Regions from separate parts of the Homo sapiens genome. Here region 1 is linked to region 2. Evidence: chromatin contacts called from ENCODE Hi-C or POLR2A ChIA-PET data. All regions are on one chromosome and are shown on one strand. The core of a region is the stretch at or near the end of the contact, and the rest is flanking DNA. Distances in the headings are between cores, read along the strand shown.

Evidence for each region. A loop is a pair of places that touch in the nucleus more often than their neighbours do. ChIA-PET counts read pairs that join two places held with the same protein, here RNA polymerase II (POLR2A). Pooled maps may share reads with other maps.
Region 1: a pooled map shows a loop between it and region 2 (2.2-fold over the local background). The contact joins two enhancer-like sites. A Hi-C loop is called at or near these places in 2 of 50 pooled maps. POLR2A ChIA-PET finds 5 or more read pairs at or near these places in 3 of 52 experiments (HEK293T, Panc1 and activated T-cell).

What each region holds. Positions count from the first base shown.
Region 1 is chr17:3,027,177-3,032,634 of GRCh38, forward strand. It overlaps RAP1GAP2 (RAP1 GTPase activating protein 2), which reads left to right. Exons shown (of 25, transcript NM_015085.5): 23 at 3,746-3,822; 24 at 5,235-5,273. The coding sequence ends at 5,243. Among named protein-coding and RNA genes, the nearest start is that of OR1D5, 34 kb to the right of the region's middle. Within about 2 kb of position 2,540, at least 5 of the 41 ENCODE cell types and tissues checked have a DNase peak (open chromatin) inside an H3K27ac peak, as active enhancers do.
Region 2 is chr17:2,901,995-2,906,961 of GRCh38, forward strand. RAP1GAP2 (RAP1 GTPase activating protein 2) reads left to right here. Exons shown (of 25, transcript NM_015085.5): 3 at 3,290-3,374. Among named protein-coding and RNA genes, the nearest start is that of RAP1GAP2-AS1, 61 kb to the right of the region's middle. RefSeq lists enhancers at 707-1,369, 1,370-2,032. Within about 2 kb of position 3,462, at least 6 of the 41 ENCODE cell types and tissues checked have a DNase peak (open chromatin) inside an H3K27ac peak, as active enhancers do.

The DNA.
Region 1 (5,458 bases), core at 1,290-3,789, 120 kb after region 2:
CCTCCCAGCTGTGAGGCCCTCCGCTCTGTGCGCCCGCCTCTTCTGTTCATCAGCCTTAAGATGCCCAAGTTCCTAAGCTCTTCTTACACTGAGAGTTGTGAAGCTGAGGCAGAGAGTTGAAGGCCTTGTGGGAGATCCCACAGCGGAGGAGTCGGGATTGGCAGTGGGAAAGCTGAGCACTTTCCATTAGCCCTTCTCCCCACCTGCCAGTGCTCCAACCCTTCTCCCCACCTGCCAGCGCTCCAGGGCTGCCAGGGCCCGTCTGTCATGTCGGGGGTCTTGATAATACAAGACGGGGGAAGGGCTGCAGGGGGAGGGAACAGCATGTGGAAAGGCCCAGAGGAGAGGAGAGAGCGGGTATTCCGGAACTGCACGTGTTCATGGCAGCTGGGTTCACAGAGCCAGGCGTCAGAGAGGCCGGAGCGTTGACAGGCTGGGTCAGCCCCGGGCCCCGGGTGAGGATTTTGTTCTGCTAGCGGCCACTGTTGGAGTGTTTGAAGGTTCTTAAGTAGGGAAGCACCATCTGGAGTTGAGAAAGTCCATTTTGGCTGCTGCAGCTGCTGAGTGTAGAATGGATTAGTAGAGAGCAGGAGCAGAGGGGAGGGATGGAGGGGAGGGGAGAGGAGGGGAGGGGAGCTGCGGCAGAAGCACCTCGGTTCAGGAGAGATCAAGGAGGTAAAATGTACGGGCTCAGTAGCAGGGGTTCAGAGAGAGCAGGAGTCTGGGCGTTTTGGGGTTCTGTGATCCCTGCAGTTGGTCAGAATAGGGGGGCCAGCACCTGAGGGCCGTTCAGGTAGACCTGTGCGGTGGGCACTGCTGGGCGGGTGCTCCGGGTCTCTGCCCTCGTGAGGGCAGCACAGGACTTTGAGCCTGGGTCCAAATCCTGGGTCTGCTGCTTACTAGACATGTCATTGGGCGAGTCACCAAGCCTGTCTGTGCCTCAGTTTCTCCAAGCAGAAAATGAAGGGAGGGGAAGAGTCGTGTCTGCCTCAGAGGGTTGGTTGTATGAAGATGAAAGGAGCTCATGCTTGTACGAGGCCTGGAACTGTTAACCTCGGTGTTGGTTAAAGAATGGGAATGAGACAATAGTGTAGTCAGCGGTTCTGAGCCGGGGGCAGTCTTGCTACCCCATGGATGTCTGGCAATGTCTGGCGACATTTTTAATTTTCACAATTTTGGAGGGGTGCTACTGGCATCTAGTGGGCAGAGGTCACGGAAGCTGATAAGCAATGTACAGGACAGCCCCCTAGCCACATCAGACAAATAATTCTCTGACCCCAAATGACATTCGGTTGAAAAACTCTAGTCTCAATGGTAGAAACACAGGAAGGGCCAACAGGCCTTCAGGGTGGCTGAAGCCAAAATGTTCCTGGGGTTCACACAGCGAAGGGATGTTGCAAAGGGAACCTGCAGGGTCAGAGATGAAGGGAAGATCGTGATTCCACAGCCAGTGACCCTTTGCATGCGTGTTTCTCAGTGAGTGGAAGAGTTCACGTGCCTCCTCTCATTCAGCCCCCTGTGGTTGGGCAGCTGCGGAGCTGGGTTCAAATCCTGGTTGTAGCATTGACAGGTCCACGTCTCTGAGCCTCAGTTTCCTCATCTGTAAAAGGGGGTGGAAATACAAATTCCCTGATTTTTTTTCGAGATGGAGTCTCACTCTGCCACCCAGGCTGGAGTGCAATGGCGCAATCTCGGCTCACTGCAACCTCCGCCTCCCAGGTTCAAGTGATTCACCTGCCTCAGCCTTCCAAGTAGCTGGGATTACAGGCATGTGCCACATGCCCGGCTAATTTTTTTATTTTTAGTAGAGACACAGTTTCACCATGTTGGCCAGGCTGGTCTCGAACTCCTGACCTCGTGATCCACCCACCTCGGCCTCCCAAAGTGCTGGGATTACAGGCGTGAGCCACCGCGCCTGACCTGGTGTTTTTGTTTTGTTTTGTTTTGTTTTCTAAATAAGACTTAAATATTGAAGGAATGAATGAAAGAATCTGTAAGCAAGCCTGGCCCCCACTTGGTGTTAAATAAACGTCAAAGTAAGGAAGGTTTTGAGTAAAGGAATTAGAGAGTCTCTGCAGGTTGCTGAAGGTCACCGAGGGCGGAAGGGACCTGGAGCGGGTCTGGTGACTTATGGCCGGTGCTTCCCACACCACACGGTGAGGCTGCCTCTTACACACCTTTTCTCCACACAGTATTTAACCCCGATGGGCTGCTTTTCACCCCCAGCCCACGAAAGATGTGCTTGGTACCCACTGGATCAGGGTGGGCTTGGGGGGATCTGGGAACCGGTTTCATGCTGTTTGGCTGAGTCTGGGGAGAGGCAGGGTGGAGTGGGGAGAGGTGGCCTGACGTCCTGACGTACAGTCTCCATAATGTCAGATATCTGATCATGGTCATTTCCTACCTGGGCTTCCTGGGGCACAGAAGAGGACTGATAGGTTACACAGAGGTGTTGTAGCCCTGGGTGGAACTCCTCGATTCGAAGCACCACGAACCAGCCAGCAGCTTCCAGGAAGGCTGCACTAAGCTTTCCATACCCTCGGCCAGAGGACAGCCAGAAAGTCAAGTGGCCCTCCTGCCAGCGGGGCACAGCGGGAAATGTTGACACCGGGCTCTGCCACCACTCACACACACTTAACGGAATTTTATTATACGATGGATGTCAAACCCAGTGTACAAATACTAGATAATATTCTTTACCATAAGTCCCATATGTCCAACTGATTCTCACAGAATGCTTTTAGTGGTGTTTGCTTCACCTTTTTATCTGTAGCCAACTTAAGGCTGCAGGAGATGAATGTGTGTAATTCTGACATGAATGTGGACTGATATTACCATGTTTGTTAATAAGTATTTTATATGTATATATTATATATACATATATAGTATATACATATAATATACATATGTTATAGATACACATAATATACATATATGTATATATTATATATACATATATATTATATGTTATATGTATATACATATGTATAATATATATTATACACACACACACACACACACTCACTCTCATGGCGCCCGGCCATGAGTATTTTGTATTAAGAGAACTTCATTCGTCAGTGACATGAGTCATTTCCTTGCTGTATCCGAGAAAAGTTTTCAAACCCCGGAAGGATATTTCCTCAGTTTTCTTTTGTGCTATTCACAATGTAATCGCTGCAGACACAGCATGTTTTGAAGTTTCATGTAAATTCCTTTTTTTCTATTAGTTCCTTAAGTCTAGACAACAAAACAATCAATCAAGTCATGATTTGTAGCATGTACCAGTTTCTGTGGTGTAAATACACTTGTCGTGGCTGATCTCAAGCTACTGACGTGATGTCCTCGAACGTGGACTTGGGAAGAAGATATACTGTAGCCACCATCTTTAGGGTGTTTCTACCACATGGATACAATAGACGTAAGAGCACAGATAATCGTAAAACAGAGAAAAATAAGTAGGAAGTGACGAATTTCAAGTATTTATTACCTCTGTTGAATATAATTTATTGAACTGTAAGCTTATATATAATTCAACTTTAAAAAATGGCCTGAGTTGAACAACCAGCTCACCACAATTCTATAATCTAGGAGTTGGCTCTCGTGGGTCGGCACAGGTCAGCTAGGGTGCCTGGTCCTGGTGGAGGGCAGGAGGCCCCCTTCCCCTGGCCTCCCTAGCCAGTCCCCACACACAGCCCCAGTGGCCTCCACAGCTCCACCCTCCTTTCATGGCCGTTCTTTTTCTTAGATGCCAAAAGCAGAAACTCCCCGAGATCGAACCTGAAATTCCGCTTTGACAAGCTCAGCCATGCCAGCTCTGGTGCGGTAAGGATGCGCCTCCCACACCCCACACTCCACTTTCTGCAGAGGCCCAGCCTTCCTTCCTGAGGCCAGAGGAAGAGGGTTCAGACATCCCAGAGGGGGCTCCCCGAAGGAGGCAGGGGAAGCTCTGGGGACGTCTGGCTCCAGCAGGTGCAGGCCGTGTCTCCGGGTTCCAGCCACCTTTGCCACAACTCCCAAGGTGGAGCTACACCTCTGGACACGGCCAGGCCCAGATGTGAGGTGGGAGGTGCTGGTTCCTGGGTCCCCCAGTCCCTTCCTGAGCTCTCCAGACTATCGAGAGCTCCAGGCCCAGTTGTGAGGTGGGAAGGGCTGGTTCCTGGGTCCCCCAGTCCCTTCCTGAGCTCACCAGACTATCGAGAGCTCCAGGTCCAGATGTGAGGTGGAAGGTGCTGGTTCCTGGGTCCCCCAGTCCCTTCCTGAGCTCTCCAGACTATCGAGAGCTCCAGGTCCAGATGTGAGGTGGAAGGTGCTGGTTCCTGGGTCCCCCAGTCCCTTTCTGAGCTCGCCAGACTATGGAGAACTCCAGGTCCAGATGTGAGGTGGGAAGGGCTGGTTCCTGGGTCCCGAATCCCTTCCTGAGCTCACCAGACTATCAAGAGCTCCAGGTCCAGATGTGAGGTGAGAAAGGCTGGTTCCTGGGTCCCCCAGTCCCTTTCTGAGCTCGCCAGACTATCGAGAACTCCAGGTCCAGATGTGAGGTGGGAAGGGCTGGTTCCTGGGTCCCGAATCCCTTCCTGAGCTCACCAGACTATCGAGAGCTCCAGGTCCAGATGTGAGGTGGGAAGGGCTGGTTCCTGGGTCCCCCAGTCCCTTCCTGAGCTCTCCAGACTATCGAGAGCTCCAGGTCCAGATGTGATGTGGGAAGGGCTGGTTCCTGGGTCCCGAATCCCTTCCTGAGCTCACCAGACTATCGAGAGCTCCAGGTCCAGATGTGAGGTGGAAGGTGCTGGTTCCTGGGTCCCCCAGTCCCTTCCTGAGCTCTCCAGACTATCGAGAGCTCCAGGCCCAGTTGTGAGGTGGGAAGGGCTGGTTCTTGGGTCCCGAATCCCTTCCTGAGCTCTTCAGACTATCGAGAGCTCCAGGTCCAGATGTGAGGTGGGAAGGGCTGGTTCCTGGGTCCCGAATCCCTTCCTGAGCTCTCCAGACTATCGAGAGCTCCAGGTCCAGATGTGAGGTGGGAAGGGCTGGTTCCCGGGTCCCCCAGTCCCTTTCTGAGCTCGCCAGACTATCGAGAACTCCAGGTCCAGATGTGAGGTGGGAAGTGCTTGTTCCTGGGGTCCTGAATCCCTTCCTGAGCTCACCAGACTGTTGAGAGCTGAGTGCACAGAGCCGCCGTGGAAGGGACCTGTGCTGTCTGGTTATTTAAACTCCTGTATGGATTTTTGTTGAAACAGGGTCACTAATGTGAAAGTGGAGTCCTTCGCCTGTCCAAGGTGGGTTGAGTGAATGTCCTGCTGTGGCCGTGAGGGGGGACGTGTGTTTCTTTTAGATCAGGGAACTAGAGGCCTTGTAACCTCAGAATGGCCGGAGAGATGCCGCCAGCTGGGGATGTCCAAAGAGTCTCCTACTCGCCCCTGAAGACCTGCAATGGGGAAGGAGGGGCAGATGGCCTGTGTGC
Region 2 (4,967 bases), core at 2,212-4,711:
ACATTTATTATTTCAGTTCTGGAGGCCAGAAGTCCAAAATCAAGGTGTCAGCAGGGCGACGCTCCCTCTGCAGGCTCTAGGGAAGAATCCTTCCTCGCCTCTTCTAGCCTCTGGCGGGGTCGGCAAGCCTCAGCATGCGTTGGCTTGCAGCCGCATCACTCCTGTGTCTGCCTGAGAACACGGGGCATTCTCACTGTGTGTTTCTTCACATTGTTGCCTTCCCTTCTTTTTTTTTTTTTTGAGATGGAGTCTTGCTCTGTCACCCGAGCTGGAGTGCAGTGGCACGATCTCAGCTCACTGCAACCTCCACCTCTTGGGTTCAAGCGATTCTCTTGCCTCAGCCTCCCAAGTAGCTCGGATGACAGGCACACGCCACCATGCCTGGCTAATTTTTGTATTTTTAGTAGAGACGGGGTTTCGCCACGTTGAACAGGCTGGTTTGGAACTCCTGACCTCAAGTGATCCACCCCCGTCTCAGCCTCCCAAAATGGTGGGATTACAGGCATGAGCCACCGCTCTGGGCCCAGTTCAGATGTTTTTGAGGGTGGCAGTCATGCCTTCTGCCCACCCTGGCACCCCCTCTGGAGTCCTGGACACAGCGCTGGAGCTTGCATGAGGCTGGTCACCACTGGTGCTCATGTCTGCTCTAGCGCCTTCCAAGCTCCCAGGCATCATTTGGGAAATCCTTCTGGTCAGAAGCTGCCATGTGCTCCGACTTGAGAGTCTGCCTCGCTTCCTAGAGACCGGCCCCAGGAGCTTATCCAGTGTCCAGTAGAGACCGGCCCCAGGAGCTTATCCAGCATCCAGGGGGAAAAGGCAGGGGAGAGGGGCTCAGCTCAGGGAGTGTTGGATGCTGCGCCCTTTTGACCGGGACTCAGGGCCTTGAACAATAATCATATGTGCCCTGGTGCCATGAGCGTGGACACCTTGTGCCTGATGGGGAAAAATAGACAGCATGACTGTGTGTATGAGCGTCCAGTGACCGGTGATGTTAAAACCAGCTCTGTCCTCCTCTGGACTGTGTGTTTCTGGAGAGCCAGGGCTGCTGTCCATCAAGGTGCCTGCGAGCCATCTCCAGAGGCCCTCTGCTAAGCCCAGAGTCGCCCTATAGCATCTGGTGGGGGCTTGTTTTACTTCCCCTCCCTGCGTGCTTTTCCTTGCTGGGCTCCTAGCCTTACAGGGGAGCAGCTGTCATTCTCACCATGGGCCCGAAGAGGACCTGAGGGTGATGCCCTCCTGCTTGATCATTCTTCCTTTCCCCCATCATGGCTCTTAAAGGCCAGGCCCATTGAGGAGGAGCTGTGGCTGCTTGGGAGAGGGCCAGGTGGAGGAGGCGGTGAGCCTGTGCTGGACCCAGCTCTGTTGTGCACACAGGCAGGTGAGTGTCTGGCAGAGCAGCCAGACTGGAGCCTACGGTGGTAATGTCCAAGGCCGTACATAGAAGGAGGCTGGCAGCTCTAGCTGAGAGGTAGCAGGAGCTGGTGCCTGCTTTTGTGTGTGTGTGAGAGTGTGTGCACACACCTAGGAGCTATCTCAGCCCTGCTGGTTTCTTGAGCCAGTTACAGCCTGGATCAGGCGGGAGAGTCCCCCCTCTCCAGCCATCAAAACTTACATCAACAAGGTCCAGGAAGAAAGAAAGAGGAAGGGAGATGGGGAGCAGGAGACAGGGATTGCCAGGTTCAGGTTAATGGGGTGGAATGGATTCTCTGCCAAGCCAGGTAGTCCCCAGGCCCCTGATGTGGCTCCCTAGTTGGCCACAGGGAGGGCTGGCTGGTCAACTGCAGGGGCAGGCAGGGGTACACATGACCCAGGCCTAGCCTGGAAGTGTTCTCAGCCTGGTCCTGCTCCGTGGGCTCAGGGAGCCAGGCAGGATGGGGTCTGGGCCTGGAAACCTGGAGGGCTGGGCTCTGTAGGGAGGGTGGGTTTCTGTCATGAAGAAGGTGTGGGGTTGGAACTGTCGCTTCGCTGGCAGGACTTGGGCTGGGAAGAGGGGCAGAAGGATTCTCTGGAGGTGGCAGTGGGGGTGCTTTGATCATTTACGCAGGACCTGGGGGTTGGGCTGACTCTCTCTGCTGCTTCAGAGCGGGGCTGTAGAGGAGGACACACTTGTAAAGTTGGGGGCTTTGACGGCTCAGCCCGGCCCTCTTCGGCTTTTAATACGGTTCTCCCAGCCCCCTCGTCCCCTCCTGGGTACAGCCAGAGCTTGTTCAGGACACTGGAGTCCCTCACCCGGGAATTCCCCAGGCTCTGCCCAGCTGGCCCTGTTGTGCAGCCGTGGCTCTGAAGGCTGATCCCATGCCAAACCGTCTGCTTGGTGATGGGACCGCACACAGCACTCCCCGGTCACCAGCGAGGGCCAGATGGAAAGTGGGGAGTGTGTGAGCGCGGCAAACTTGTCGCAGTCATGTTGCCATGGTGACACAACTCTGTTTAGCTGCCTCTCTACCGTCCTAGCCCACATGGACTAAGTTAAGTTTTACCTGCGGTTGCACGGCAGGCAGCCCTGTCTCCCGAGGACAGCTTTTTGACCAGGGCCTGTGTGTGTGTGTGTGTGTGTGTGTGTGTGTGTGTGTGTACGTGCAGAGGGGCTCAAGGGAGAATGAATCCGCGTTTCTCCCCTCCTCTTCTCACACCCAGCCCCAGTCCTGGATCTCTTTAGCCCCGTGGTTCTCAGACTTTGCCGTGTAGCAGAATGACCTGGAGAGCTCGTTGGAGCGCAGGTTCCTGGGCTCATCACTGGAGAGCCTGGTGTGCACCTGCAAATGTGCATGTCTTTCGAGTTCCCAGGTGCCGCTGGTGGTCCAGGGACCATACTTAGAGTAGCACTGCTTTAGATTTTGGTGCATTGGAGTAAAGAAAATGCTCCCAATTCTGGTTTCTGCATTGTATTTTTTTTTTTAATTGGAAACGGAGTTTCATTCTTGTTGCCCAGGCTGGAGTGCAGTGGCGCCATCTTGGCTCACTGCAACCTCCACCTCCCAGGTTCAAGTGATTCTCCTGCCTCAGTCTCTCTAGTAGCTGGGACTACAGGCGTGCACCACCACGCCCAGCTAATTTTTTGTATTTTTAGTAGAGATGGGGTTTCACCATGTTGGTCAGGCTGGTCTTGAACTCCTGACCTCAGGTGATCCGTCTGCCTCGGCCTCCCAAAGTGCTGGGATTACTGGCGTGAGCCACCCAACCCAGCCTGCATTGTATGTTAAACTGTGTCCGAGAGCCCAGTCACTCTTGGAGGAGAGAAGGGAAGGCGCAGGCAGGTCCTCACTCACCTCTTTTGGCCTCTTCACAGGAAGCAGGAGCTGGCCAACAGCTCGGATGCGACCCTCCCAGACCGGCCGCTCTCCCCTCCTCTCACGGCACCTCCCACCATGAAGGTAAGAGGCTTCGATTCAGGAAGGCAGGGAGGGGAGAGTGTGGGGAAGTTGTGAGGCCTTGCTGTGGCTTTGGCTCCAGGCCCAGCAGCGTCCGTCGCAGTGGGGCTGTGGAGTGTCCTGACACCTCGGAGGAGGTGATGTTCAGTTAAGCACCAGTGCGGGGGAAGCATGACAAGAGACTCAGGGTGTCTGTGTCAAGGGGCGGTGAGGACATTGGGGTTGAAATGGGGTTGGCAGGACTCTTGGTAATTGGTAGTGGAGTTTGGGAACAAGGGGCCCAGCCAGGAGGAAGCCGGGGGATAGAAGGCAGCTGCCCAGAAGGACTGCCTGGGGCTGGGCTGTGGCCCTCCTGGGACTTGAAGGGCATTTGCATGCTGGTCTGCCGGCCTCTGGCTGGCCCTTCTGAGCTGGGCCTGTTCACGGCAGTCCCCATGGAAGGGTTGGCTGGAGGTTCGGGTCGGGGTGGCAGTTATTTTCTTATCAGCACTTCCTTCGTGAGCCTTTTTCCTGGGGAGACCACAGTCCAGGCTGCTAGGCCCAGGACCTTCTCACTCCTGGACGGGAGCCGAGGGAGCAGTGCCCTTCTGCCACCATGACCTTCCCCCATCACTTTTCAGTCCGACGCCTCGGCAGGATGGCCACACAGGCCTGAGCTGGTCCTCAGAGGAGACTTTTGGCTCAGCCAGTGTTTCTGCATAGGCTGGCATGCACGCTCTCCCTCCCTCCCTCCCTGCCTCCCTCCTTCCTTCACACTCTGTGGAGTGAGTGAGGACTAGTGCTGAAGAAGTCACCTGCCTCCTGAGTCATCTGAGGGGACATCTAGGCCAGCTCCTCTCTGTCCTGGGGCTGTGCTCTGAGTGGCTCACAGGGAGATCATCAGGCATCTCTTCCTCACTGCTCTGCATCACCCCTCCTCTTCCCTGAACCTAATCTTTTGCAAGATGACAACCCATAGGAAGCAGATAAAACCCATCCATCTTCCTGTTGTTGTCCTGTATCCGATACCCATCACATACAGAGCCATGTGGTATGCCTCGAGGAGCCTGTGTGTTGAGGGGTAGCCAGAGCCTGCCCTGGGTGGGTTAAGTGGTCAGCGGTGGGCGGGGGGGCAGGACAGGGTGCAGGGCTGACCAAGGAGAGCTGTGCTGTCTTCCTTGTGCAGTACCCAGAGGGCAGTGGAAGCCAGACCACCTTCACTAGCCTAGTGCCTGCCCCAGCACCCAGCTCAGTGTTGGTATCTGAGCCGGGTGCTGGGCCAGCTCTTTGCACAGGGTAATGCTAAGAAGCCTGTCACCATTCCGAGTGTCCCCTTGGTCTACAAAGGTGGCTGTGGGATGCTTGTCTCTGTCCTCACAGATGGCAGGAGTTTGCAGGGAGAAGTCTGACAGTCTCCTAGGAGGAGTCCCTGAATTCTCTTGGCAGATTTTACTTACTCATGTACTCATTTAATTCATTTAATACCCAGTATTTATTTGAATTTTGTATTAGTTAGGACTCTTGGTTGTAAGTGACAGAAACATAACTCACTCTGGCTTAGTCATAAAAGGGTATTTTTTGCCTTTGTAATTGCAAGCATAGACGGCAGGCATGACT